Linked DNA regions of Homo sapiens: region 2 is linked to region 1. Evidence: read pairs that join two places in POLR2A ChIA-PET (ENCODE). Cell type or tissue: OCI-LY7. All regions are shown on one strand. Links, peaks and the distances in the headings refer to the core of each region. The heading gives the core; the rest is flanking DNA.

What was found. ChIA-PET counts read pairs that join two places held together with the same protein. Peaks named below come from ENCODE experiments on the same cell type or tissue, not always from the same donor. Only the 100,000 strongest peaks of a DNase experiment are listed, where the experiment ranks them.
Region 2: POLR2A ChIA-PET joins it to region 1 with 6 read pairs; 6 of 35 experiments call an interaction of 5 or more read pairs at or near these places.

What each region holds. Positions count from the first base shown.
Region 1 is chr20:41,065,805-41,080,973 of GRCh38, forward strand. TOP1 (DNA topoisomerase I) reads left to right here. Exons shown (of 21, transcript NM_003286.4): 4 at 10,367-10,490; 5 at 11,778-11,833; 6 at 14,281-14,376. Among named protein-coding and RNA genes, the nearest start is that of TOP1, 45 kb to the left of the region's middle. In OCI-LY7, for the core only: no CTCF peak of the experiment used is centred there; no DNase peak of the experiment used is centred there; H3K27ac peaks cover 1,870 bases.
Region 2 is chr20:41,139,273-41,154,441 of GRCh38, forward strand. All of the region lies in intron 1 of PLCG1 (phospholipase C gamma 1), which reads left to right. Among named protein-coding and RNA genes, the nearest start is that of PLCG1-AS1, 8.9 kb to the left of the region's middle. RefSeq lists enhancers at 6,582-7,082, 7,083-7,583. In OCI-LY7, for the core only: no CTCF peak of the experiment used is centred there; DNase peaks (open chromatin) are centred at 3,929 and 7,309; H3K4me3 peaks cover 789 bases; H3K27ac peaks cover 2,249 bases.

The sequences.
Region 1 (15,169 bases), core at 3,171-11,170:
TTGATGGACACTTGGGTTGTTTCCACCCTTTGGCTACAAATACATGTTTGAGTTCCACTTTCATTCTCCGGGGTGTATACCTAGGAGTAGAATTGCTAGATCATGTCCAACAATGGGTGGCTGCCTGCTATGTTTTTACTGTGCTAATTGATGTGGTGTGAAAAAAAAAATTAGATAACCTTTGACCGTGAACAGTATCATCTGAGGAGGTGAGAGACCTGCTTACAGATCAGATGAAGAATGTTGATTTTTATATTACTAGGCTGTAAGAAGAAATTCCAAAAGACTTTAAGAAGAAAGAGGTTAATATTTAAAACATAAGCTTTTGAAAACTTATCTTCTCTAACACATTCTACTTTGTTTTGGGAGGAAAGATACAGTAAAAGTGACATAAAGGGCTTTGAGACATATAAGTTTGGCCCTGTCCTGTTTTACAAAAATCTTCTCTTAAAAAAAAAAAAGGGATGTGATTTTTTTAGAAGAAATCCTCATCCTTGTACATCCATTTAAGTCTCGTGATCTTGGCTAGGTTACTTAACCTTCTTCAACTCAGTTTCTTCATCTTCATCTTGATACATGCTTCACAGGGGAACCATGGGAGTCAATAAATATAGAAGCTCTTCAGTTGTGAACTGCTCTACAGATGTGCAGAGATGACACTTTTACATCTATTTAAAAGCATACTTTTCCAAGATCATATTGTAGGTAAATTCAATAATTTGTTGTATGTACTTTTGTGCCTCTTTTCTTTTCTTTTTTTTTTTTTTTTTGAGACAGTCTTGCTCTGTCGCCCAGGCTGGAGTGCAGTGACACAATCTCGGCTCACTGCATCCTCCGCCTCCCGGGTTCATGCCATTCTCCTGCCTCAGCCTCCCGAGTAGCTGGGACTACAGGTGCCCGCCACCATGCCCCGCTAATTTTTTATATTTTTAGTAGAGACGGGGTTTTACTGTGTTAACCAGGATGGTCTCAATCTCCTGACCTCGTGATCCACCTGCCTCGGCCTCCCAAAGTCTTGGGATTACAGGCGTGAGCCACCGCGCCTGGCCACTTCTGTGCCTTTTAATATTTTCTTCATTCCTATAAAAATAGAAGCCTTTTTGCCAAGAGCTATTGGAAAAACCTGGCCCGAGTTTCTGTTTACATATGACATGACTAAATCTAGCCCTTGGTTTCTTATTCACATGAGTAAATTTTAACAGTTTAATCAGATGATCTGTTGTAAGCAAACTTTTAAGTACTTCTTGTTTTGATGTCTACTGACACAGTACCTCTTTGCAACAAAGCAAGGATATTGGTTATATTCCAGTAAAATTATTTTATTATTTTTTTTGAGATGGAGTCTCACTTTGTCACCCAGGCTGGAGTGCAGTGGTGTGATCTCGGCTCACTGCAACCTCTGCCTCCTGGGTTCAAGCGATTCTCCTGCCTCAGCCTCCCGAGTAGCTGGGACTTACAGGCGCCTGCCACCACGCCGAGCTAATTTTTGTATTTTTGGTAGAGACGAGGTTTCACCATATTGGCCAGGCTGGTCTCGAACTCCTGGCCTTGTGATCCTCCTGCCTCAGCCTCCCAAGGTGCTGGGATTACAGGCTTGAGCCACCACACCCGGCCTCCAGTAAAATTTTATATACACTGTGATCCTTTTAAAGTACCTCTGATCTTTTTAAATAGTTTAGGGTTTCTTCGATTTCTTCTGTAGCAGATTAAAGAAATCTGGGGGATTATTTAATCACATCTGAACCCCAGAATAATTAGTATTTAGCATGTTCTGTTCCAAAATGCTTTCATTTATTCCAATCCTTGCTAATCAATTGTAGCTAATTTTGTGGCCATTTGTTAGGAGAAAACAAGTGTTTCAGATGTGTTTCTGTGTCCCTTCCTTCTCTGCTAGATATTAGCACCAATCATTTGTCATCAGGCTATACTTAGGACCCAAGCCCAGGAGGCATTTACTGTCCTGTGCAGTAGCAATACTGCAGACTTGGAGTGGGAGAGTAGCCATTATGTGCAGAAACAAAATGGGGCTATGGATCCACATCCCAGAAGATGCCATTTGGTTTCCTCTTTATTGTCCTCATGCAAGGTGCAAAACAAGGGAGTAGGTATTAAGAATCATTTCATCTTGTCTTCTCTTTGTGTGGACAGGAGTCTGAGGTCACATGCTCTAAGTCCCACAGTGATGTGGTAGCAGAAAGAAGAGGATGTGAGACCAAGGATCCTGAGTCCCCACTACATTATTCCTTCCAGTGAAAAATACCTCCCTGTGTAAAAAGAGTTAGTTTTGTAGCTAAACTGTCTGTTTAAATACAAGCACCCCTTACTTGTATGCATATGGTAGGCAGCTCAGGTTTAAAAATGTCAGATCACCTCAGGCACTGCCTTTATCTCTCTTTGTCCCCAAATCCCTGAAATCTTTGGCACTGAAAGTATTAATGTCATCAAATTCTGAACCTATGAAAACTTCATCTCTGTCTTTCTCTTGTCTGGCCTGTAACATGACAAGAACAGCTCACACCAAAGTTAGAAGATAATTTCATCAGTCATCACTTATCTCTTGACACTGCTTCTTTCTGTTAGCGTTAATATTTTGCTCCTCAGATCCTTTTTCTTTTTTTTTGGAGTCAGGGTCTCATTGACTGCTAAGCTTGGGCGCGGTGGTGTGATTATAGCTCACTGCAGCCTCCCTGGGCCCAAGGGGTCCTCCCACCTCAGCCTCTTGAATAGCTGGGACAATAGGCATGCACCACCATGCTTGGTTAATTAACTTTTTTGTTTTTAATAGAGATGGCGGTCTTGCTATGTTGCCCAGGGTGGTCTGGAACTTCTGGGCTCCCACATTGGCATCCCATAGTGTTGGGGTTACAGGCATGAGCCACCATGGCCGGCCCTCTTTTAAAAAATACATAAATAATCTCAAAAGGAATACTCTTCTAGATGCCAAGGAATTACGTAGCTTGTAGGATCTCACGAGCTACCTTTCTTAAAGGGTTACATTCTTATCCATTGTTTATCTTTAATAGTAGATCTCTTGTATAAACAGAATATTATTAAAAGCAATTTGGGAGGGGGGCTTGATTTTAGAAAATAAGAGAATCGTGTGAAATGAAATTCCTCCTAGTTTTCGACTCTGTGCATCTCTTGCCAATTTTAAACCTGGCATTCACACTGGAGTGACAAATTTGTGGAAAGCAAGGGAAGACAGAAAACTGCTGTAAAATAGCAAGGGAAGTACTTTTCCAGCCATATTGGCAGTGCTATTCTGTACTGTCAGTGTGAGAAACATCTGAGAATAAGGATGCTTTTGGCTTCTGCTTTCCTTTTAGTTCCAAATCCTACCTGAATTGTAATTGAGAGAATGTAGGATTTTAGGAATATGCACTTGAATTACGCATCTAGTTCTCAGATTAGGGGAGATTTTTCTGAAATTAATAAAATTTAAAAGATATGTTTGCTGCTTTCCTTGTGAGTGGTTTGCCAAAGCCCTCCCTTTGTCTACACATCACTATATCATCCTGTCTGTGGGAAATGGACAACTAACATGGGTAGGCAGAGAAGATTGAACAGTTTGGAAATGAGGAAACTCAGTACCACCACCATTCACATGGGAGTCAGTATGATATATTGAATAGCACACTAAGATAAAAGTTAAGAGGCTGGGTTCTGTCATTTATAAGCTACGTGTCGTGATCCAAGGTGCTTAACTTCTCTGGGTCTCATTTTCTGTTTTGGTCAAGGGTTGATAACAGTACCTGCTTTATCAATCTTTCAAGTTTGTTTATGCACATGACAGCTCTTTGGGAACTGTAACATACTAAATAATTGAGATAATGATGGTGATGATGATAATTACCGCAAAGCCTAGTATAATATCATGCAGATAAATTGGAGCTCTTGAGTTTGGTAGTTGAATCTAATTCAGTAGTTATTGATAGCATTCAATTTGGAGCCCTGATATTTTCAATATTATATTTATCCCTATCATAGTACGCCATAATCATTGTTTTTAAGATTTCATGGTGGAGACAGCATTTGAGCTAGCCATTCAAAGATGGTTAAAATTTTGCTAACGGAAAGTAATGGTTAGAAAGAAAAACATAAGCAAAACATAGAGGCATTGTAGTATATGCTTTGTTCTGGGAGGAATCTAGTTAGGTGGGTTACACAGGGTGGAATAGTAGAAAATGAGACCCAAAAAAGTGGCTTGAGGCAAAACTATTAAATGCCATTTCAAAAAGTTGGAACTTGTTACTTACACTAACTAAAAATCGGGGGGAAATGTTGGGACTCGATTCTGAGCTGAGCAAGAAGCCACTGGAAATACTTGAGCAAAGTGGATATAAGACTTAGCTACAAATGACATGAAGGGTCTAAGAAAAAGGGTTCCTGTCTTGGATAACTGGGTGGCTGTTCACGCTATTAATAGAGACAAAGAACTTAAGGGAGGAATGGGAGTTAGAATGGGTATCGGTTTTGCCATCTTTGGGCACATCCTTTTATCCTCTCTGGCCTGAAAACAAAGGATTAAATAATTTCTAGGAAATTACATTTACCTTGAAGTTTTGATACTTCTATAATATAAAACGCCGGAGTCCTTGTGATTTTGTTTAGAGATATATAATCGGCATTGTAGTGTGTAATGATGATGGACATTAAGGAACCCTTGTTTCTTAGTGCCTTTTGGAAACTGGCTCATTTCAGAAGCTGCGCTCTTTTCCCAGAGGCAACTTTTGAAGTTACTTAAATATTTAATTTAACAAATATCATTTAAGATTTAACTGTCTACTATCCTTGAAAGGGTCATGAGTTTCCCTCCTAAACCAAGACTTTGAAGCTCTCTGTGCTGTCTCACAGGAATCCCCATGATCCAACTTCATGTGACCTGCAGAGGTCTGCTGCCTTGAGGAGTAGACAGGTAGCTGGGCTGTTAGTGGCTAAGTCCTTTTCTCAGAATATGTGGAGGCTCCTTCTACCTTTAACAGTGCTTTTTTGCTTTGTTTGGGAAGTAACAGAGTAGTCAAGTGCATGACCCTGGAGCCAGACTGCCTGAGTTTAAATCCTGTTTCTCTCTTTAGAGGTAGTTCCTTGGGTGAGTTACTTAACTTGTCTGTGCTTCAGTTTCCACATCTGTGAAATGAAGATACCAGTAGTTACCTGAGTTTTGTTACCGATATCAAATGTGCTTAGATGAGTGCTTGGCACTGGGTGCTACTCAAGTATCTGTTAAATACTTTTATGGGGGATAGAGGACAGATTTAAATGGTTTCCCATAGCCAACATTCTAGCTTTCCAGAATATCAGTATTTTGTTGTGGTAGCGGTGGTCTTTTTTCCTAAAGAAACAGTGCTTCGCCAGAAGGGAGACATTGTTCCCTACTGGCTCCCTACTTCCACCGTTTCTCCCACTCTTCTATATAAGTGCCTTAGAGAAACTCTGGTCACCCTTTTCTGTGGTCTGCTTAGCTCCAACAAGAATCATAGACCAAAGGTTTTGCTGTCATCACTTTAAAAATAGTGTAAGTTATTTTTTTCTTTCCTTTTTTTAAATTTTTTTTTTTTTGAGATGGAGCCTCAGTCTATCGCCAGGCTGGAGTGCAGTGGCGTGATCTCGGCTCACTGCAGCCTCTGTCTCCCTGGTTCAAGTGATTCTCCTGCCTCAGCCTCCCCAGTAGCTGGGATTACAGGCATGTGCCACCACGCCCAGCTAATTTTTGTATTTTTAGTAGAAATGGGGTTTCACTGTGTTGCCCAGGCTGGTCTCGAACTCCTGACCTCAGGTGATCTGCCCGCCTCGGCCTCCTGAAGTGCTAGGATTACAGGCATGAGCCACCACGCCCAGCCAGATTATTTTTTCTTTAGTGGAATTCAGCCAATTGAAGCATAACACATGGCATGAACACTCTGGAAAGGTGGCTTTGGATCTTTCCATTTGTTCTCTTTAGCGCTGACTTTTGCTTTCTAGTCCCTGCTAGTGTGTTGGAATCTTACCCCATACAGATGCAAACTATGAACCAAGAAGTCAGCATCTATGCCTAGCCAATAATTGGTTGTTTTCTCGTTCAGAGTTCCTCATGCCCATGGGGTAAATTCATATTTCATCCATAAGTGTGACCATTGCAGAAGTTCTAGGACTGCTACTGTCTGTATTTTTGTCCTTCAGCATATCCCAGACTAAACTTACTCTTAAAATATGTTTGTCCAACCTTTGGTTTCCTTCCTATGGTTGATATTAAGCCTTTCTTCTACTCTTAGAAGACAAAATGGGGAGACAAAAAAGGCAACCCTGAAGGTTTTTATCCTTTCAGGGTATCTAGCATTTTTCTAATTTAGCCCTACTGAAGTTTCTTCAGTAATTAATCATCTGTTTTTCAGCCTCTAACCTGGCTAATATTATAGCCTACAATTGTACTTTTAAAGCCCTTTTGTGACTTTGACATATTGTGTCTATTGTGTATGGAAAAGTAGCAGGATCAGTATGAAGATAATACAGTATCTCTTAAAACAGGCAGCCAGCAAATGAACTTTCTGCATTGGTCAGAATTTCCATCATTTCACTGTTAATGAGGAAAGTACAGTTCTTTAGCTACCATGAAAGTCAAACATATCCTAAGCCTTTTGGAAAAAGACATACATGTTAGAAAATCTCAAATGGATGAGTCAGCCTGACTGACCCCACATTGACTCCATTTTATATGCTGGCCAAATCCTGTTTCTGACTTTCCTGGCACAGCCCTGGACATGCTTCTGTATCATAGGACTTGTTCCCCAGCGCCTTTGCTACTTCCTTCAGGCACATTCCTAGGAAAGATTGGCAGTGGGGTTTGCTCTTTGCCAGCACTCCTGCCGGTTTGGGGGTTATGGATGCCAGGTTGGGCTCCAGGCACTCTGCTCTCCATTTGTGGAGGCAGGGACGGTAACAGCACCTGACAAGTAGGGATGATCACATTGTATTCAGAAGCCTGGTGGAGCTCTATAAACCCAAATTTCTAACAGTCTCCAATGTAATGCCCTGTAATAGAAGCTGTCCTTAACCCTCAATCATCTGTATTCAGCTAGTATAAAAATGCAAATCTGCTCTTATGCCTAAACAGTTAGGAGTAGAGGAGACTTGGCTTCCTTTGGAAAGTCAGGATGATAGCTTCATCCCATTCTGGTTTTTGTGATTAATTGTGACCTACAAAGGGGTTTACTACTCTAGCAGGAACTTTGAATTTCCTATATACATCTCTTTCTGGTTAGCAGGCAGAGGAAATATCGTTGACTTTTGGCTTCCTGGCAAATGTCTCATTTGCCTTGTCATTTGTTGATTCCTTTTCCCTGATCTCTGTTTGGTGTGATAATGTACAGCAAAGCTGAAAACCGCAGGGCTACATGTACACTTGTAGGTACCTATGTTGTGATTGCCAAAAGGCTCAGAAAGCCAGTTTTCTAGTGAAAATGGCTAACATTCTAAGAAATGCTTTCACTGAGAAAGAGAACGGGTCAGGGGAAGGTGGAACTTAAAGGAAGATGGAGTGTTCCTGAATTCAGATTCCTGAATTAGCCATTTATAGTTTCATGGGAAGACAATGAAAAAAAAAAAAAAGAAAGAAAGAAAAGAAAAGAAAAGAAACAAGCAACCCCAAAGGTTTTTATCCTTTCAGGTATCCAAACATCTTTATTCTAGAAAGTTTCTCCTCGATGGTAAAATAAAGCTAGGACCTTATAGCAAGTCTCAGACTCACCATGGCTGTTTCTTAACACCAGTATACCTTAAGCAGTAGGTATCAATTTAGTGGAAATATAAGGGTATTGATATGTAGTGGAGGCTGCTCTGAACTTGGAGGTGGAAATACTAAGTTTAAATCCCAGCTTTTCTTTTAACATTGCAACTTTGAGAAGTCTTTTAACCATTGTCTCCTGTTTGTATCAGCATGAGGGGATAGATAATAAAACCTGCCTCACAGGAGTGTTGTGAGAATTGAGTGAAATAATGTATGTGAAAATACCAAGTACAATGCTTGCTTAGAAAGTAGAATTTTGTTTTGCCATCCCCTCCCCCACTATAGTTGGCAGGGCAGGGGGAGGCAGTATATTCATCCATCAATATTATAGATGCAATTGTTCCCAGATGTTTTGCTTTTAGGCAAAACCTTGTATAGATGACTGTATACCCTCTTACAGTTGATGCTTAATAAAACAAAACTACCATGGTTTTATAATGGAATGGTAAGCTCAAACATTTTGCTGGTAGTATAAAAACCAAGTGCCTGTGATTACCTATACATTAACTCCTGAAGAATCAATTATAATCTCAGCAACCTTGCTCTTTGACCATTCATTCTAAAGCTTGGCGAAGTTAATGAGAACAGATAATAGGAGTGCTAATGCAATTGGAAGACTTTTTTTTTTTTAAACAAAGTAAGGAAGGGATACATTTTTAAATAAAACATTGCATTTTGGTAAAAAACACAGATTATGAGAACACATTGAGTTAGAGGAACATCATATTGATTCCAAGAACAAAAAGCATGGTGGAGAAATTTTGTAACCATGCAAATCCAGTGTGCTCTGTTCTCATGAGTTAAAAAGAATTTTCCTCCTATAGAAACTTGTTATTTAAATGTGTGTCACATGTAAATAACAGTCTAATGAGAGCAATATAGAGGGAGAAATATGTAAGCAAGGGAAAGTGGGCATTGTTTTGTTTTTTTTTTTCTCCATCTATTTCAATACTTGGGTCTTTCCTAACCTATAGTGTGTCCTGTTTCTCCCTGGCTAGATTTCTTAAAGTTTCTGCCTATTCATCACTCAAGTACCTATCTCAAGTTGTAGCTACTTTTGTGTGCAGGGTGTAATAGCAGATGTTCTCCTGATCTAGATTTTGTTGCTCTGCCTAACTGCATGCCATCATTTGTTTCTCCCTTTGTGATCTTCTACTGTAGTCAAGTGTCCCTTTAGAACAAACTTCATGGGATGGACATAGCCTAATGAGCTCATTGCTGATGAAGTCTTTTTTTCCTGTGCATTGGTTAGTGCAGTAAGCAAGGCTCCTTAACTGCCTGTCCCAGTGTACTGAAAAATAATAGTGTTCTCTCACCTTAAACTACAACTTGTGGTTTTTGCTTATTGCTTCTTTAGTCTTTGACCACATGCATGTTTTTACATAGTTGCAGTTATTTTATTATATTCCTTTTTCTGTCATAAACACTTTCCAAATGTGTTTGTGGTACTCAAATTATAGCTTAGCAGTTAAATAATTTGATATATTACAGTTTCCCCTCTTGTTAGGTGTATCCAATTTTGGGGTTTGTTTGTTCGTTTTTGTTTTTTTCTGTTGTTGTTGTTGTTGTTTAAGGGAAGCACCAAAATAAACCTCTTTTTAAAATTAATTAATTAATTTTTTTGAGGCAGAGTCTCGCTCTTTCGCCCAGGCTGGAGTGCAGTGGCACTATCTCGGCTCACTGCAAGCTCCGCCTCCTGGGTTCATGCCATTCTCCTGCCTCAGCCTCCCGAGTAGCTGGGACTACAGGCGCCTGCCACCACGCCCGGCTAATTTTTTGTATTTTTAGTAGAAACGGGGTTTCACTGTGTTAGCCGGGATGGTCTCAGTCTCCTGACCTCGTGATCCGCCTGCCTCGGCCTTCCAAAGTGCTGGGATTACAGGCGTGAGCCACCGCGCCCAGCCCAAAATAAACATCTTTATATGTAATGTTATTTCCCTAAGATAAATTTCCAGGAGCTTGATCCCAGGGTAAGAAGCTATGAACATTTTCATGGCTCTTGCCTTATAATGTCATATTTTGCTTTTTAACCTTTAACAAAGAACATTCCTATGCCCTTGCTTTCAGATGGGTCTTTTCTTATTGTGAGGAAAGGGCTAACGTAAGTCCCATCTAGAAGTGACTAACTTGCCTAGTTAAAACTAGAAGGAAATATCCACTGTATTGGGCTGTTTACTCCATAAACCCTGGCTTGGCTACATGTGTGGTATGTTTCAAGTCTGGCACAAAGCCACCAAACACATTTTTGGTGAGTTGGTTTTAACCTGCTCACATCAGATATGAATGCTGAAGTTGGAGCTTTCATTATTGTTTTTGTGCTGGTAGAATGTTGCAGAAATACACAGGGCTGGCTGTGTATTCTTAGTCACTTTAAAAAAAATGTCCTGGTGTGTCTAGAATGATGGTTTCTGTTCTTTGCAAAAATAAAAACATCAAACAAGATAAAGTCCGATGTAGCCAAGACCCTCTACTTGAACCTTCTGTCGGTACTGTTTGTTTAAGTACTGTAAGTTTCCACGGTTCATGTTATCTTAGGATATCTTGTGAAACGAATCCTTGTGGTCCCTACTCTGGGCTAACGCTTTGTGACTTAACTTTTTACAGTGAACATAAAGATTCTGAAAAGAAACACAAAGAGAAGGAGAAGACCAAACACAAAGATGGAAGCTCAGAAAAGCATAAAGACAAACATAAAGACAGAGACAAGGAAAAACGAAAAGAGGAAAAGGTACAGAGTTTTCTAGTAGGGGAGGAAGGAACGTGGATGCACTTTTGTTTACCTTTGAAAGCAGATATCTTAATTGCATAGTAAGATCCCTTGGTCTTGAAGTGAAAGGTTTCTTGTCAGGAGAATTTAGAGCAAACTGTAGTCTTAAACTATAAAAACTAAGCCTTTTACCACCATATGTTTCACAGTGGCAGATCTGTCCATATCATTACCTTTTTTACTTTATATTGCCAATGAATACATTGAGAATGCATTAGGGAAAATTAATTGTTTTTGGGAGAAGGCCTAATGCCTTGATGGTCTTCTGTTCATTAAAGGTTCTTCCCGAGTGAAAATTTAGTGATGCTGGTGTCTTTTGTGGCATTTGGTTCCAGCATAACCAGTGCAAGCCTTCTAAAAATGACTAGGCTCACCCAGCTGAGAATGAATAGTACTCTGTATAGTTTTAAAAAGAGATTGTTTTTATTTTAGCTTTGAAAAAGTAATTTTTGTACTTGGTAAATTCAGATACTATGAAATAAGGAATATGGTGAAGAAGACATCTCTTCACCCCTGACTCACTGTCTCCCATCCTTCTCAGAGGCAACCGCTATACTGATTATGTTTTGTATTCTTCCATAGATACTCTGTATATCTGTATGTGTGTGTGTATCCCTTTGTGTGTATATATGAAGATTTTTTTGAAAGATAAATTTTCTGACGAATCTAGAAAGCAGGAAGTCAAAGGGGAGGGGGTCATGAGTATACTTTGCCTAAGTAATAGAAGACAGGGCATAGACTACTTTTTTGTTTGTTTGTTTTTTAAATAAAGATGGGGGTCTCACTGTGTTGGCGGGGCTAGTCTCGAACTCCTGGCCTCAAGCAGTCCTCCAACCTCATCTTCCCAAAGTGTTGGGATTACAGGCATGAGCCATCACATCTGGCCCAGTTTATATGTTTTGTTTGTTTGGTTTTTGCTTTTGTTTCCTCTCTGCACTGCCAATGGCAAATTCTTGAGTAGTGGAATGTATTTATTGGGGAAAAGAGACCTGCCACCACTTAAAAGTAAAAAGCTGCCATTTTTAAGGGAAACCTTTCTCAGTGAGTTGGACAGTTTCACCCAGAAGAATTGTTAAAAACGAGTTTTGGACACATTTCAGGACCTTTAGTTCATCTGTTCAGTTTTGGTAACATAAGAGCCAGCTTGTGATCATGATGTCCCAGGAACTGATGCTACATATTCTCAAAAAGAGGTTTCTTCAAATTTAGTCCTTTCAAGGTACTAGTTACTGTTGTTTTACTTTTCAGGTTCGAGCCTCTGGGGATGCAAAAATAAAGAAGGAGAAGGAAAATGGCTTCTCTAGGTAAGACTTTGCTGCTGCGTGGGCTTCCCTTTCTCTGGGTGGACAGCAGGCCAGCTGCCTGTGTTGTAGTGTTGTCTGAGTTAACCCAAAACCCACTGACCTGGCCATCTTGATGGTTCCCAGAAGCTCAGCAGTGAGAAGACTCGGTCTAAGCCAACCTGAGCCTTTCTACAGTGCCATATAGTGAGACTGACCAGCACATTTTCCAGAAGGTTATTTCGAATAGAGAAGGTTGACAGGAGAGATTTTTAAAAATTGAGATTTGACTTGCATATCACAAAATTTGTATTTTAATGGTATACAGTGTACCATTTTTTTTTTTTTTTTTTTTTTAGTATATTCACAAGGTATTGCAGCCTCTTCACTAATTCCAGAACATTTTCATTTCTCTAAAAAGAAACTTCATATTCAGTAGCGATTATGGAGTTTTCTGAAAAATCACTTAGTCTGATTTCATCATTAGTAATATTGGGAGGCTTATATATAAAAGATCATTTGACCTACATGTTAGGGATGAGTGTAGATTTGGGTAGAATTATGTTATCTCTTTTCTAGAAGGAGAGGAAAATGCGCAAAATCTAGAGGTTACTTCCTATACTGTTTTTACCTTTATAATTTTGTTTTCCTCAGCCTCAATTTCCTAAAATAAGCCCAGAGGTCCCCTCTAGTTTCGAAACAACTAGATGTTTATTGTTACATATTCTCACTTCACTGAATGACAGAAAGGATTTATTAGAAATGGTTGTAAGTGTTTGCATTATTGACTGGGACAAAACACTTTGAGAGTTTTGCTTCCTTGAATCTTTGAACTTTCAGTTTCATTTGTTAAAATTTTTGACAATTGTGCCTGGTACTCTGGGGTCCTTTAGACAAGGAGAAAAGCAGGTGCCCTCTTCAGGCATGTTTCATAATTGTTCTAGGAATGCAGAATAATACAATTCAGGAAGCATTAGAGCTGCAAGCTGCCCTAGGAATTTTGATTTCTGAGATAAAGTGACTGAGGAGGCACTGCTGGGCTAATCTCTGCCAAGAGACTGCCTTGGATTTTTATTAAACTGATATGAATAAATTTTTTGGACTTGGTGCATAGTCATGAATTCATTTTCAGACTTTTTGGGTTAGAAGATTAGGAACACAGCCTTCTTTGAGGCAGTGGTCTCTATGTTCACTTTGCTGGACTCCTTGCTGGCTTGTGTATATGTCTTTGTAGAGAATCCAGATGCTTCACTGGAATACAGTTTTCAGGTAAATTGTTTTAGGACTTCTTCCTTCAGACCTAAGTAACCCTTCCCACAGTTTTTGTCTTCAGTGTGACAAACTTAGGATCTAGCATTTACTTAACTAGTTGGGTAAATGATAGGCTTTCTTTCCTTCTGGACCCTAGGGTCTGTGTCAGTATTCAGGCAGGAGGGGGAACAGCTGTAGAAGCTGGCATTTGGTTAGGGTGCTAAAATAAGTTCTTTAAACATTCAAATTCTATCACAAGCAAGGGGACCCAGTATGCTTTTTTTGGTCGGAGGTACTCTTGAAACCCTGTGAATATACTTTGCAGTGGGGTCGGGATTCTTAATCCTTGGATCCCTCCACAGGGGGCAGCTGCATGTAAGGAGGCCATTTCTTGTACTAAGTTAAGGCAGTGAGGTTCTGAAGAGATGTGCCAGGCCAGGGAGCATCCCATGGCTGCAGTGATTGCTGGGCTCTATGGTGTTTTTTACTTGTTCCTTCTCTGTTTTGGTTCAAGATGTTTGTCTCAAAGGATTGTCTTTTTATATTTATATTTTGAAGGTAAGATCTTAACAAATAGTAGTGAGACACTCTTCTGTATATAAAGTAAACCTAAGTTAGGACGTTGAACAATGAATAGATTTGGCATAGGATACCTTCTGTTTATTCTGGTTTAACACGTGCCCTACTTTTGTTGTAATGTTGTCAGCTTGGTTATTTTTCCATGTAGCTAGATATACATGTACGTTATTGCCACATTTTTAGAACTTTAAGGTACTAAGTTGGGGAAATCAATGTTTATTCCTTTCCTTGTAAAAGCTGTACTTTAGCTTTTAGAGTACTGGAACAATCAGTTCAGATTGTGGGGTCAAATATATGGTAGGTTTCCATGTAAGGCAAGAAAACACCTTAGGTTTATTTCTGGAGTGGTTCGTGCCATGCTGGCAAAGATAGCTAAGAAATAGTGAGAAAGAATTCTGACTTAGAATAAAGAGTCTTGATCCCAAATCCTGATATTGCCCATTCACCTGTACAATGAGGACAAATACTATCTACTTCACAGGATTGAAGTGAGAAAAAGTGCTCACAGAACATCTTCATGATATGTACGTGGTTATCCTTATTTCTGTTAGCTTCTTTTCAACGAAATGACATATTCCTTCTTTGTATTAATAGAATACAGATGTTCTAGCACTCTGACCAGCAATTTTTTTTCTCTTTAGTCCACCACAAATTAAAGATGAACCTGAAGATGATGGCTATTTTGTTCCTCCTAAAGAGGATATAAAGCCATTAAAGAGACCTCGAGATGAGGATGAGTGAGTATTTTCTTAAAACTTTGACTTTTGAAAACAAAAAGGAGGAGTTTAAAGAATAAATGTGATGTGTTTCTTTATAATACATATAGAAACTGCATTAATTGGCTTTTACTCATTTGGAATTTGTGATTAATGGACTGATTTCTCTGAACTATGAGAAGTAGAGTTTGCTAAACAAGTAGTATACCCAAGGCTTACATGAAGATTATATAAATTTTTATTACTGAAAAGGCAATAGATATTTATTGTAGAAATTTCAAATAATACAGAATTCATGAAGAATAAATTATTTAAGTTACTTAAAATTTCTTATTGCCTACCACAGATAACTTAAAGCAGTTTCTCTTAGACCTATTCCTGTCAGACATTCTAAGTGAAGTTTCAGTGTGTAAAAATAATAAAACTGCTCATAAAACGGTCGAGGCTTACATGTATCTCTTTCCCCAGATTCAATGAGATTAAATTATATTCATTATTTTCACTCTTATATAGCTTACTATGCTATTGTTATAGTAGAAATTGGATGGAAAGGGAGAAGGGAAATACTTAGTGAACTCATTTGTATTCATTCAATATAGAATTTCTTTCCTCCACATTCCAGTGAGTTACTGCTATGTGGTAGCTAGTGTGCTGTGTGTTTGGTTCCCAAACTTTCATCTTTTATTTTTATTTATTTTATTTTATTTTTTTTCCCAGACTTTCATCTGATAATGATATTTATTTCTGCATATATCCCCCCACCCTATTTTGCTTCCAGGCCGGTGTAAGTGGTTTGTTTTGTTCTATATAGGGC
Region 2 (15,169 bases), core at 3,512-11,511, 74 kb after region 1:
CTGTGGATTCCAAAGTAAAGGAAGAATCGACACTGCAAAGAGCTGAGATAACCCTGGGAACATCACTCAGGCATCAGGCTCCAGGCATGGTCCCCTTCCTTACTCCCTATGCTGTGTTGAGTTGGTGGCACTGGCTGGAAGTTCTCAGAGATCTCCTGGGTAACAGACTGCATTTTAAACCACGCATATTAGCAGGCAATAAATGTAGCACAGTGGTTGATGGCAAGTCTGGATTTGAAGCCCATATATTCATTGTGTGTTTCCCGGCCAGTTACTTACCTTCTCTGAGCCTTGATTTCCTCATGTGTAAAATGGGGGTAATAATATATCCAGTATATATGGTTGCTCCAGGATCAAATGAGACAATTCATATAAAACATCTAGCATTGTCTGACACATAAATGTTTAATAAATATGAGCTGTTATTAGCAATAACATTAACAATAGACCGTGGCTGCCCTTCAAGACCCTGAACTGGGAATGGTGAGGGGGTGAGGTGTGGCTATAGGTGAGGATGAAGGTGCAGGAAGGGAGGAGGACGGTGACCAAATTCACATTTCACTTAGATTGCTACTCAGAAAAAGGCAGGAAACAGTTTTGTTTTGCCCCAACCCATGTGCCCACTCACCCACCCACCATGTAGAACAGTGTTTCTGTAGAGAAAGTGTTTGCAGTTGTGCACATTTGACTCCTGGGTGTGACCTTTCTTGTTTGTAAGTTGGGGCCTGAACAGAAAAGAGGGGTGCAGAGAGGGGATGATTTATCATGCCTCATGTATTTGGGGGATGGAGGCAGGCATACAGAGGACCTGATAACCCCCTACCCAGGGGTGAGCAGGTGGGTCAGCCAGAGGTGTACAAATTCAGTGATCTCATCAGTTAGCTGGGATTTAACAGGCCTGGAGAGTAGGCAGAGGATGTAGGAGGACCCTGGCTTTTGGATTTTGGGGGCTCAGATTGAAAAGAGCCTGGATGAAAAGTCTGGTCGATGCTTGTGTGTTCAGACTTAACTAATGGAGGCTTCCACTGAAGCCGTGCCCTGCTTCTACCCATTCGTGGGCTCTCCTTGTTGGTGGGTTCTGATCCCTGCGGCCTCTGAGGAGGTTGGACTGCCAGCCGGGTTTTCTGCCACCTGGACTCTTGCCCAAGCACCTCAGGTATCTGGCCTTTCCTGCTGACCCTACCAGGGTACCAGCAGTGCCTGAAGCCTGGCCTAAGAGAGAGACACTGTGCTACCTTCAGGGTGTTGGTAGACCTGAGGGAGAGACAGTGTGGTTTAAGGAGCACTCATACTGATATGTAAGACCTTCTTCTGCCCTGACTCTGTGCCCTCTCTTGTCAGCAGTTGTGAAATGGAGCTGACACCTCCTGATTTCTAGGGTGGTCATTTGGCTCAAAAGCGGGGTGGGGAAGTGCTTAGGTGTTGACAAGTTTGGTTGTCCTGGTGGTATGACAGGAACCAGGTTGGTGTTTGGCCTTTTATGTTGCAGATACTGACATAAATGAATAAAATGCAGTTATGTAGAGTTCCAGCTGAGTGCTATTGAGACCTTTCGTCCCATTTTACAGATGAGCAAATGGAAATGGAGAATCGTTTGTGCCCAAGGTGTTGTGTCAGTGTGTGCCAGGGCCTCAGCTGGGGCCAGCTCACTAGTCAGAGGCTGACTAGCAACCCCAAGCCCATGTTCCCTGTGGTCCACGTGGCTCCTCTGTGAGACACCTTTGTGCTCAGACCATGCATTACAGGGCAAAGACCACTTTGGCTTTTGTATCCCAAGACAGCCTCAGCCTCTCTAGGCTCTGGCTCCACACTTTTTCTTCTGGTGTTTTCTGAGTTGAGATGGTTCAGACTCGTGTTTAATGAGGTTGTCCATTTGAGGGTCTTTGTGGGCCCAGTAAACACTGGTGTAGACACTGTGGAGGTACTCTGAATACTGGCTGAGCATGTCCATGGGGACTTCTGAGGCCCCAGGCTTCTGTCTTTGGCTGATCCTTCACTAGATACTTTTCTAGATGCCAGGCCCTCTGAGGTGAAGGAGTATGGGTGCTTGCTTTTAGGGAAATGAAAACAGGCAATGACAATTGTGAGCAGTACCTTTGATGAAGAGGGTGAGGGTGGCGGAAGAAAACAGCTAACTGCCTTGATGAGGCAGGCGGGCTCAGAAGGGAGGTAGTAGTGGAACCAGCTGGCTGGGGCTTGACCCCTGTGGCTGGGGAGCAGACCACACCAGGAGGCCTGCTCCGAGGGCTAGGCCCACAGCACGGGAGAGGGCAAGGCCCAGGCCGGTGTCATCAAGGGTTTTCTTTGTACTGGCTGTTACTCCCAGTGGGAGAGGGGCAGGAGCACATGTCCGGATCTCCAGAGCTAGCCATCCCTGCCTGTGTATTTCCTGTCTGATGTAGTTTTTTCCAAGGGAAGTCAGACCTTTTAGTGTTTCCTCAGCACCCCAGGCTTGCCCCGATGTGTGGGTTTCCAGGCCCCCCCGCCCAGCTGGGATCCTCTGTTTCCTGTGAACCTAGGAAAAGGGCCTGCTTCACAGATAACTGGAGGAGCTGAGCACACCCAGTCCTGGGACCCACAACACCTCCAGCTTCTCTCCAGACTCTTGTGTGTGTGTGTACACAGATGCACAGGATTCAGTTGGAGTTTAGAGATCTTGGCTACCAGCTTTGCTCTGGGTAGCTTCTTGGAATGAGGCACATTTATTAATATTTGCAATAAGTATTATTATACCTCCCCATTTGCCCAGTGCTAGGCACCAAGGATTCAAAAGTTTATTGAGACATGGTTTGTGCCATTGATGAACTCTTGGAAAAGACAGATGTAGAGGCATATGATTATAACCCTGTGTGTTACATACCATAATATAAAGGCCTCTACCAAGAACTGTGAGGAGCTCTGCCAGGAAGGCATTAAAGGAGAGGTGACCTTTGAGGTAGGCCTTGAATTACTGAGGCACCTGTCTGTGCCGAGGCTAAGGAACTGGGAATCACTCTGTGCAGGGGTAGGGAACAGATATGGTGTGGTAGAGAGGAAGCTGGGACTGGTTGGAGACAGCTATAGCCCTAGTGTGCCATGTCCAGCAGATTACACTCAGTCCTGGAGGCGACGGGAGTCAGCGGAGGCTGTTGTGGGACTGACTTGCCTCTGCCTGGGAGACCACAGTGGCAGTGGTTTGTCAGGCAGGTGTTGGGGAGGGAGGCCAGTGAGCTCCTACGGTTTGCACAGTTTGCAGGAGAGAGCTGCTGAGGGCCCAGACAAGACCTTCTTGCTGAGGCAGGGTGGGGATGCCATGGTGGTAGATGGGAGAAGGGCTGGGTCTTGAGGGGTGAGACAGAGCTTAGTAGTTAAGCATTTGGGCCCTAGACTCTGCTTGAATTAAAATCCTGTTGTGCAGCTTACTTGCTCTGTGACCTTAAAGCATATGACTACCTCTCTGGGCTGCTTATCTGTAAAAAGGATAGTATTAAATGGCATTTATTTTATAAGGTTTTTGTGAGGATTTGATGAGAACCTGTATAAAGTGCTTAGCACCTGTATAAAGTGCTTAGCATGGAGTGTGGCACAGTGTAAGTGCTTACTACGTAGGATCCCTGACAGGACAGAGATGAGGATTAAGTTCTCAGGAGGACCTGGTGGGGAGGAGTTCGAATGCACCTGCTGTCCTAAGGGGCTGGTGCCTGGCCACCAAGCCCTTTGATTCAGAGGCAAGGAGGCCCGCCCATCCTCTCTTGCAGCTCTCAGCAGTCCCTCTATTGTCAGGGCTCTTTCCCACTGCTGGTTTTGCAGGGAGACAGGGCAGTTGGCTGGAAGCAGCTGCTTTGGGTGGTAACCCCTTCTGTAGAGTGAAGGTATGATATTGTCCTATTTCTAAGTGCCTAGCCCAGGACGCTATCTGGAGAGATCTTGTCTTTGAGGAAGTGCTCTAATGCCACAGCCTCGATGTGGTAGGGCCTGCCTCTGCTGTCACTGTTCTGTGTCAGTCTCCGTTAACTCACAGCATCTCTTCTTACTCTGTGCCTTTTCCTGTGGGATGTGGCTTCAAGGAGACCACAGATGATAAGTTGGAGGAAGGGAGTGAGGCCTGAGATTGCAAAGGTGTGATATTAGGAGACTGATTTTTCCCCCTTTCCACTTGCTTTGTTAGAACTAGAGAAGTCACTGCAGACTGTGAGGAGAGTCCTAGGAGAGATGGGTGTGGGATAGGAGGATGGGAATGTTCTGGTGCCCCTTGTAGAGTGCCTTGTTGAGAGGAGCATGGGAACAGTGCGTCCTTGGAGGGAATCTCTGAGAGCAGCATGTTTACAGGTGGCAAGACTCAAGGTGGAGCCACGGGTGAGGAGTGGCTTCAGGCTACCATTGACCAGATAGTCCCACCTTGCTGGTAATTGAGCTGAAGTGCCTGGAGATTTGTGGCTAGAGCTGGTCAGATTTGGGTTCAGGTCTCAGCTCTTACTGTGACCTTGGGCAGATTACTTTTCCCTGTCTGAAATTGATCTTTAGCTGTAAAAGTAATTTCTCCTCACAGAGCTGTATATTAATAATAAGGGAGATTATATATAAGAGTAAGAGATTTTATGTGAAAACTACCCAGCACAACATTTGTCACTTAGTGGCCACTTAACAGTATTCATTTCCTTTACTCTCACCTTTGTTAACCACAGAGCTCCAATCTTTTCCACCACTAAGCTCGGCCACAAGTGGCTGCTCCAACAACCTGGGCTAGGAGTCTGTTTCCTACTTGCTTTCTGTGTTCCTTCCCTGAGTCTGTACACAGAGGACTGGGGCATCAAAAAACTCTGGAATTGGAATAGCATATTGGGAGTTCATGGAACATTTTCTCACCTGTTGTATTGTTTGAACTTCACAGCAGCTCCATGAATCCATGGAGGGCAGGAGTTACTATCCCTCTCTTACAGAGGAGAAAACCAAGCCCTAAGGGTAAGGTCACATAGCAAGTTCATGGCAGATCCTAGGATTTCAGATTCCTGCTATAGTATTCAGTTTATTCTCCCATTCTGGGGAAAATGATAATAGGATGGACCGTTCTATAGGAACAGAGGGTTATTTTGTTTTGTTTTGTTTTTCTTCCCTCTGGCCACATGTGTTTGACCAGCCTAGACTTCCATCTGTGGACAAGCTGGACTCATTGCCTCAATTTCAAAACCCGTCCTGCACTCATCCTTGCCACAACACCGGTGTCGAGATGCTTGGCCCACCCAGACCTTTCCCACACTCCTACATGGGGGTGAATGTAGCCGCTGATTGGGGGTGGGACACAGAAGAGCCTCACCCTCTTGACTTTCTGGTTTGTGGTGACACTTCCGCCTAAGCTTCTACAGAACATGGGAACCTGGGGCTCCATGCCCCAAATATCCTGAGAAGGGCTTTTCCAGGATTCTCTATGACAACTCAAGAGCATGCATTCATTCATGTGCTCTTTAATTTGTCATACATTTGTTGTGGGCCTTGCTACTGTGTGTTGGGCACACTGAGCTGGATGTGATTACTCCAGCCTCTGACTTGTTCATGGTGGCAGTAGATCTCTAGCGTGGTTTGTGTTCCATCTCACCATACCTACTCTCCTTAAAAAAAAACAAAAAACTAGCTTTCTTGGGCCTCAGTGGCTCATTGAATAAGTGAGAGACGACTTGTGCTTCCCTGGCTTTAGACTCTGGCATTTGCTAACTGTGCCAAGCACTGTGGAGACCAGTAGTGGACATAAGGTTAGGGTAGATACAGCCAGAAAGGAGATAAATAGGCAGACAGATAAAATTCTTATAGGATTTGGTGAGTTCTATGAAGGAAATAAGGCAAGAGGCTGCTCTGTCAGGGTAGGTGAGGGTGTGCTGTGATAACAAATGATGCCCACATATCAATGGCTGGCAACAAGGAAGGTTAATTTCCCCTGTTTGCTATGTGTGCTAACCTACACCACCGTCCCTGGAGAGTGGCCTCAGTGGTTCTGGGTGAGGCCTCTAGTACAGAACCTGAACACCCTGGGCAAACTAGGCTGGAGAGGGATTTGGAGTATGGAGGTTTAGAAGGAATTAATTTCTATGACTTAGGATGCATGTGGTGAGTGTGGCTTTGCTGTTGTGGTAGAGTAGAGTGCTGCCTGTGTGGGTCAAGAGACTGTCTTGGCTGACATCTTTGAAATAGGTATATTTGTGTGGCCCTTGCCTAATTGTCATCTCTGCCATAGCTGCCCCCGCCTTCCCCACCAACCCATGGCCCTACTTGAGCTGCCTGCTGAGCCTACTCTGTTGTGGCCACAGTATCCTCCTGCTGCCCAGAGTTTGAGTTTCTCGCTACTTCTGCCACTCATCACACTTGCTTCCCAGAGCTTTGCTGGGTGTGCTGAAGTCTCCAGAGAAAGTGGGGAATATGGGTGCCTAGAGACTTCTAGGGGGTGTTTTCAGCCCCTAGAGAGTAGAGAAGTGTGAGAAGGGGTTGGTCCCCGAATATTCTGTAGTTTTGGGGAAGAAGCAATGGGGACAGTGGAGTTGGTTGCCTTAAGAGAGGCTATGGTCCCAAGAGATGGGACTTGGAGAGTCTCTACTTGCATTCCTGGCTAAGCCCTTAATATTCTCGCACCCCTCCTTGCAAGACTAGTTCCTTTTGAGGTGGTTCTTGGCTAGCTTTTGAGAGGCTGCAGTGGCTGTGTGCCCAGGCTTAAGTCCTAGCTTTCTCCCCACTCTTTACCTCCTAGGAACCGGGCCCATCCTGGGGGAGGCAGGGAGGAGCTCCTTTTTATAGTCCACATGTAGGCTTTGTGTATAGGCTCTGCTGCTTCCTTCCGGCCCTGGCCCTTCCTGGTGTTGGCCGGTGGCCCTGGCTTCAGCAAGACTCAGGATGCAGAGTAAACGGGGCAGGGCGTTCTCCTACAGAAGACTGGCATCCCTTTTTACTGAGCCCAGGCCTGGCACAGAGGAGGCTGGAGTTAGGAAGCAAGAAAACGAGGTGACCCAGTCCTTGATCCTGAGAAGCTTGTGATCTGGACCATGCAGAAAACCGCTAATGCCCAGGGCTGGCAGGAGACAGCTGTGCCTAAAGTGCTGTAGGCTGGGCCTGAGGGCCAAGATGGAATCGCTTTTCTCCCTGTAGCAGCCCATCCTACCCCCTGGGGTCCCTCCACCTGCCAGCTGGCACACAGGTGTTGGGTAAAGCATCTGTACAAAGGCTGTGAGGGGCCTGGGCGCAAGGCAGCAAGGCTTGGGTACGGAGGAGAGTGGGTGGTCTTACTGATGTTCTGGGCCCTGACAGTGAACAGCTGGCCAAACTGGTGAGGAGTTGGGCCATGGCGAGTTTGGCCACTTGTTTGTGTGTGTTTAGTTCTTCCTGGGCACAGGTGGGGAGTTCACTTTGGGGTTGGCTTCCTGTTTTCTTGGACACCTGGGGATATGGTTGAGTTAAAATGTTCTGAGGGAAATGATTGTTGAGGGCATGGGCTTGGGTCATAGTGTCCTTGGCTTGGCCTTGCCCATGGTAGGAGTCGGGTATTGACCACACTGGGTTCTGGCTGTGTAGGTGTGGATGTGTGGTGGGAGAATTCCAACCCCACCTTGACTTCAGCCTAAGGCCCAGAGAGTGTGGGCCTGAGTTCACAGGGTGACTAACCCTAGGAAGGAGTGAAGGAGAGCTCCAGTTGGCCATAGGTCCCACAGGTTTCTCAGCTTACTTGGGGGCAGGAGGTGAGCTAAGGAATACAACTCCATTCCCTCAGTTGGGAGGTTGGGCAGCGATGGGGGCAGGGGTGATGGTCCTTCTCTGAGGCACTGAAGACCCACTTTATGGTCACCCTATTCTGCCTGATAGTCCACCACCTGTTTGGAGGCAGCTCCCCTCTTCCTGCCCTAGTCACTTCCTCCACCTTCAACAGTAATTGAGTATAATGTGCCTGTGTTAGCTTGTCCATCCTAACTGGGACTGTGGCCTTTTCTTGGGCGTTCTTAGCATATCTACCAAGGAGGTTGGAAAAGGTAACATATGTCACTTTGTTAAGGATTTTGCTGAGGGCCTTTTGAGGCCAGCAGTGAAACACAGAGCATTCCCTCCAGTGAGAACAGAATGTCTGTTGCCAGACTGATCACAAGAGGATGGCCTGGTTCTGGCCTGAGAACTGGTCTACACCGGAAGCATGAAGCTCCATACAATCATGTGTGCTAGTAAAGTTTGGGCAAGCAGCTGTCCTAAGCAGGTAAAACGATAGGTTATTCAACTTCAACTTCAGAGAAAGAAATCCAAGGTAGCCATCTCTCTCAGTAGGGGAGGTGAGTTCAAAGAATTTAAGCTGGGCTGGGCACGGTGGCTCACGCCTGTAATCCCAGCACTTTGGGAGGCCAAGGTAGGGGGATCACGAGGTCAGGAGTTCAAGACCAGCCTGGCTAAGATGGTGAAATCCCATCTCTACTAAAAATACAAAAATTAACCAGGCGTGGTGTCAGGCGCCTGTAACCCAGCTACTCAGGAAGCTGAGGCAGGATAATTGCTTGAACCCGGGAGGCAGAGGTTGCAGTGAGCCAAGATCGCGCCATTGCACTCCAGCCTGGGTGACAGAGCAAGACTCTGTCTCTTTAAAAAAAAAAAAAAATTTAAGCTGGGCTTTCTGGGCAGGCAGTGAGTGAATGAGATCCCTGGCACCTTGGAGTGAGATCAGAGTCTAGATCACTCACTGGGGCCCTGTTTCCCAGGAAGCAAAAAGGGAACAGGAGAGTGGCTTGGCTTGGGCTGGCATGGCGCAAAGGGAGTGCAGCCAGATGCTGTGGCGGCTGGGTCAAGTAGCTCTAAAACAGGAGAGCCTAGTGGGTTCTGCTGAAGCAGGATGTCTCAGCAAGCAGGCCTCTGACCTGACGACTTCCGGTCATTATTTAGAACGTCTCCAGCCCCACAGATTTACTCTGTTGGAGGCTTAAGGACTAAACCAACATTTACTGTCCAAGAGGTGGCAGTAACACAGAAACCAAAGAGGCAGGAACCAAGGTTGGGGTGGTGAGATGTCATGGGGTTCAGGGAGTGGCAGAGGGGAAGGCCTCTATTCTCCCTTTCCCACTTGTCTCCCTACCTCAGCCCCTGTTGCTCTGACGCTTCCCCCACCACTATGAGTCCTAGGCCCCTGTTGTTTCCTTGTAGGAGGGAGACCCCAGATTTTTATTTCTTCTCCCAACCCATTCCATTTCCTCTCCCTTGTGAGAGGGCTCTGCAGAGACAGGGCAGCAGAGAGAGACTTGGAGATATGCTGGGCTGTGGTCAGGAGGGCCTCATTTATCTAGTGAGCAGGAACAGGTTATATAGCAGTGATGCTTTCATAGTATTTTTCTTGAATAAGGTCCCCAAAACCTTATTAAGTTCCTGGTAGGCATGGAGCATTGAAGATGGCAGACATGGTGCAGTCTCTCAAGGAGTTTACGCTCTAGTGGAGAAAACAATCAGACAGCCTTAAAATACATGTATGGCTACTATAATAAATACTGTGAAGCAGGAGTGCACCACGAAACCTGGAGTCCTCTCCATCCTCCCCTTCTGTCTGTGCTGGCCCTGCTTGGCCACTTCCAACAAGGATTCTGAGGCATTACAGAGCACACGTCTAGGGTACAGGCAGTCTTGGCTTTGAAGTATTGTTGGCTTTGCCACTCACCAACTGCCACCTTAGGTAAGTTAATTAACCTCTTTGTGCTCAATTTCCTCACTCGGGAATTGGGGACCCTAATACTTACTTCATAGTGTTATTTGCAAGTATAAAATATAAGGCAGTTTTTATCGTTGTAAGGCAGTCTTATCAAGAGCTTTATGCAATGTCTATGCAAAGTAAATATGCAAGAAATTAGTGTTAGGATGCCAGATGCTGCTGTTGCTCATCGTCTCTTCCCACCCAGCAGAGGTAGTAACTACTTCATCCTCTACTTCTCAGCTTCTTATAGTATTTGTCTGTGGACTCTAACGTAAGCTATCTAGCATAATACTCATATCTAATTTTTCCTTCCACATTCAAGCTCCTTGAGGTACTTGTATTCCAAGTATCTAGTTTAATGTCTCTCATGTAGGTGCTCAGAACGTATGGTTAATTTTGAATAATAAAGCCAGTGGGACTTCTCAGAGGGCTGGATTGGGGGCTGGTGAGAGAAAAGGAGATGCGAAGGATCATTCTGAAGTTTGGAGTTTGGGTACCTGTTTGAATGGTGATGCTCTTAGCTGACCCAGGGGGTATGGCAAGAGGCCTTGGTTCTGGTGAGAGAGAGAAGACAGTGTTTGGTTTTGAGGAGTTGTCTTTGAGACGTTTTGAGATGAAGAGTGGGGATAGCAAGTAGGCAGCTGAATTGAAGGATCTGAAGCTTAAGAGGAGAGGACTAGGCTAGAGACCTGTTTGTGAATTATCTGTACATAGGAGGTAATTAAGGGTGTGGGCATGGCTGACACTGATGAGGAAGAAGGCAGAGCACCGGAAGAGAGGACCTTGACCTGAGCCTTGACCAAGGCCATTGCTAAATGCAGGTAGGCCTGTAGCGCACAAAGAAGCATGAAAACCAGGCAAGGTTGTGCAGGAGAAATCAAGGGCAGAGCTTCAAGGAGAGAGGGCGTGATCAACCATGTTGATTGCTCTGAGGTGTCAGGAAGGAGGACCATAGATAAGTGATTTATGGGTCAGGCACGGTGATTCATGCCTGTAATCCCAGCTCTTTGGGAGGCCAAGACTGGCGAGTCATTTGAGCCCAGGAGTTCAAGAACAGCCTGGGCAACATGGCAAAACACCATCTCTGCAAAAAATATAATCAGCCTGGCGTTGTGGTTTGCCTGTAGTCCCAGCTACCTGAAAGGCCAAGGTGGGAGGATCACCTGCACCTGGGGAGGTAGAGGCTACAGTGAGCCCTGTTGGTGCCACTGCACTCCAGCCTGGACAACAGAGTGACTTATGGGCCAGGCATGGTGGCTCACACCTGTAATCCCAGCACTTTGGGAGGCCGAAGTGAGAGGATCACTTGAGGCCAGGAGTTTGAGACAAGCTTGGGCAACATAGTGAGACCCCATCTCTATAAAATATAAAGAAAAATTTTAAAAGTGACTTATACCCATTGCTCTGGTTCTCCAAGTAGCCTGAGTGTACTATGTGGGGGAGCATTTTATGAGGGACTTTTGAGGTCCTGGGCATCCCTGAGACATGGCCCTGGTGGGTCCCCAGTCTCTCTCCTGTAGCTAGGAGCCTGGCATACACAGGCCATCTAGAAAGAACTTAGGCAGCATCAGTCTGCAAGGGAGGCAGAGTTTGGAGCACACTAGACTCCTGACACAGAGGCTGACCCATGGCTGCCTGGAGAATCTTCTGGGCTTGTGCAGAAAAGTTGGGGAAAGCCACCTTTCCCTACTGTGGCAGTCAAGGCTTGGTATAGGCCATCTTCCCTCCCTTCTCATCCATGATACTCTGAATGCCCTGTTTGTGGAACTTAGTGGACTCCTGCACCTCTGTCTTGGTTTCCATGAACCCCTCTGCCCAATGTGTGCTTGTCAGCCCTCCAGACCTGGCTTTTACAGAGCACTCCAAGACATTGCTCTACACACACTCAGCTCCACAGACACCTCCCTGTTGTTCTACTCGTTGCATGACCTCATAGTTATCTGCTTCCCCATCTGTTTCCTCCATCAGGCAGGGGTTTTCTCAAAGGCAGGAACTCAAATGCCTTATTGATCTCTGTTTCCCTAGGACCCAGCCCAGGGCCTGACATGGAGTAGATAGATGCCCGATAAATGTTTGATCAGATGATGGAATGAATGACTGCATAAGCCGAATAGATCACTGCTGAGTGCTCTTCCAGCTTTAATTTCTCTGGGTGGGACCTCCTTTCCCTTCCTTCCTTTGGATTCTGTTCTTACCTCTGAAATAGGTGAGATTAATTTAGAGTCCTAGGGAAGAGGGCTGCCTGCCTGGATGGTACAAAGGCTGGCTGTGGCTGCTCTGTGTTTCTCTGTATACCCAGTGTCAGGGATAGCAGCTGCTGTGGGGACACTGCAGAGTGTCCCAGTTCTGCCATGACTCACCATATGACCATGACAAGACCCTTTGGACCCTCTGTTTCCTCATTGTTTCAAAGAGATTTGTCTAGAATCTAGACCAAGCTTGTCCAACTCGCTGCCCGCGGGTCTGGTTTGAAGGCAGCTGCTGCACAGTAATGGGAAGGACAGTAAGCCCCACCATCGCCTTCCCTTTGCCATATAACCCTGTGACCTCAGAAGTCCCTGAACCCAGATCCTTGTTTGTAAAATGGAAAGGGATAGCTACCCACCCCTCCACTTTGACCTTCCTTTGGTGGCAGCCAGATGTGCTCAGGGAAACCTCAGATTTGTGAGTATGTTTCTACTGAGAGGCAGGAGGAGGAATATTATAGTCTCAGGAAGAGGGAGGAATGAGAGGGAGAGGAGAACTCTCACCCTTTCCACAGGCTTTGGGCATATGCAGCCAGCTTGGAAATGCTGACCATCCTGTGACCTGGCTACTATTGCATCAGGCTTCCTTCCCACCTGTGTCCAGGTCCTATCTTTGTCTCTTCTTTGGCTACCTCCATCCTTTTCCTTCAGAGCTGCAAAAACCTTGCCAAAGCCGTATGGTCCTGATGGGTGCAGAGCCCCTGTGCCTCTGGCTGCCTGTGAAGGGGGATCTGCAGTGCAGTGCCTGCCGTACCCCACAGGGAGTTGTATAGGAACCTGGGGATGGGGTGACTGAGGTAGGGGGCCAGAAGTGGCCCAGATGATACTCACTTCTGCTGGAACTTTTCTTTGTCCATCTTTCAGCATCCTCTGGTGGAGAAGGCTTAGCTCCATTAATGCTCTCCTAGGTCCTGGCTGTGTATTTTCTTTGGTATGGGAGTGGGGAACTGGGAGGGACTCATCTGTTTGCCACAGACTACATGTGGAGAGGGTGATTGGTGAGAGGTCATTTTGGAGATCTACACACCTCTTCTGACCCCTGGGACCACTCTCCTGAATCTCCTCATGGTCTTGGCTTCGGGCCCAGCAGGGCGTGGGTGCTCGGCATCCTGCTGCTTTTACTGTTTTTCCCAAAGCTCTGTTAGCTTCCCGTGGTTCCCACTGGCTATAGGAATCTTTATGTAAGGACTTCCCAGTGTTTCCAGACTGTATTTGCCCCCAGGGGTCACATTCCCCCCAACTATGCCTGCTGCTGCTTTTTCTGTTCCCGTTGTTACCTCACTGACCACTGCATTTTCAGTATTTGTTGTAGCCCCTCAGCCTCTGTGGCCCACTGTGCCACCTCTTCCAGGAAGCCATCCTTGATACCATCTTTCTGGTACCATTTTTGAGCATCTGTGGCCTTTGCTGCCTGTTAGATAATTAGCTCTGGAATCTAACTCCCATGTGTTTACTCCTGCTCTTAAGTACTCTGAACATTTTGAGGCCTCCCCAGGCCCTGGGTTTGTGTTGGACTGGTAGGGAATGGAGAGAAGAGTCAAATGTGGTTTCTTCCTTGGAGGAGCTCATAGGCCAGTGGCCTAAGACACCAGGGAAGCACCAGCAGGTGTGACAAGTGGTGACACACAAGAGAGGAGGGGGCACCTAGTGTGCCCCTGGCCTGGGCCTGGTGGGGGCTTAAGTGAGGAGGTAGGAGTGGCTTGTGCAAAGGCTGAGGCAGGAAGGAGTATGGGGAGACATGGGCTGGTGTCTGTGTTGTGTTAATTGGACTTGGACCCTTTTGAGGAGGGCTGGGCTTTCCCTGCCTTCCTCCAGTGCCCTCTGCAGAGTGGGGCACACAGGCCTTGAGGGGTTCTGGGGTCCACAGGCCACAGGTGGGGGTAGTAAAAACCCCCAGAAGGGAAGGAACCTGTCCAGGAAATCTTCGCTTACCTCTTTCAAGCTCTTTAGATTTTAAAGAGACCTTTCATATTTACTATGAGTTGCAGTTTTTTTAAGTTACAAAATTTCTTTACTCCATGCATGTTTAAATGGATAGTTTTTGCTACCATTTACATCAATTAGCTTACACACTTTGGGTTTTGTGTTTTTGTTTTGTGTTTTTAGAGAAAGGATCTCGCTTTGTTGGCCAGGCTGGAGTACAGTACTGTGATCATAGCTCATAGAGCTTCCTACTCATCTGCAGCCTCAAACCCTTGGGCTCAAGTGATCTTTCCCACCGCCTCCCAAGTAGCTGGGACTACAGGCATGTGCTACCATGTCTAGCTAAGTTTTTTTAATTTTTATTTTTTGCAGAGGTGGGGTCTTCCTCTGTTACCCAGATGGGTCTTGAACTCCTGGCCTCAAGCAGTCCTCTTGCCTCAGCCTTCTAAAGTGAGCGTATGCACTTTATAAAGGGAAAACCCTCTCTGAAGAGAAATATTTCAGACAGGGCATGGTTGCTCATGCTTCTAATCCCAGCACTTTGGGAGGCCGAGGCAGGCGAATCACTGGAGGTCAGGAGTTTGAGAGCAGCTGGCCAACATGGTGAAACCCCGTCTCTACTAAAAATACAAAAATCAGCTGGGCATGGTGGTGTGCATCTGTAATCCCAGCTACTTGGGAGACTGAGGTATGAGAATCACTTGAACCCCGGAGGCAGAGGTTGCAGTGAACCGAGATTGCACCACTGCACTCCAGCCTGGGCAACAGAGCGAGACACCCAGACCCAGAGAAATATTTCAGTGAAAGCATGTTTCATGTTCAGAAATTTGGGGTACTTTTGGTTATGGTTTTCTTGGCCATATCTTCATCATTTGGTGGGTTTAGTTTTCAATATGTCCTCCTGTCCCTTTCTGATTAAATCACTTCTGTATCTCTTACCTCATTGGCATCTCACTGTAGTCCAATGAAGGAGGTGCCAGGAGTGGTGATTCTATTTTGCAGATGAAGAAAATGAGGCTCAGAGAGATGGGTCCAGGCCTCCTGCCCACCTTGCCAGTGCTTTTGTTCATAATACCTCTCTACACCCTTTTTGCCTGCTGAGCGGTTAACAGGCTTATAAATTTGGGGGACCTCTGTCTGTTGGGCTATTTGGAAGTGGCTTTTTTGAGCACAGGGGATACTAGGACACAGGTTCCAACAAGAAACTTAGGTCTAATTTAGGGTCTTGGATTTGATGATTGGGCTCCCTCTCCCCCTTCTAGGGCCTGCCATGTGTCTGCCCCCTAGGGCAGGATTGGCTGGCTCTCACTGGCTGTGCTCTGAGGAGCCC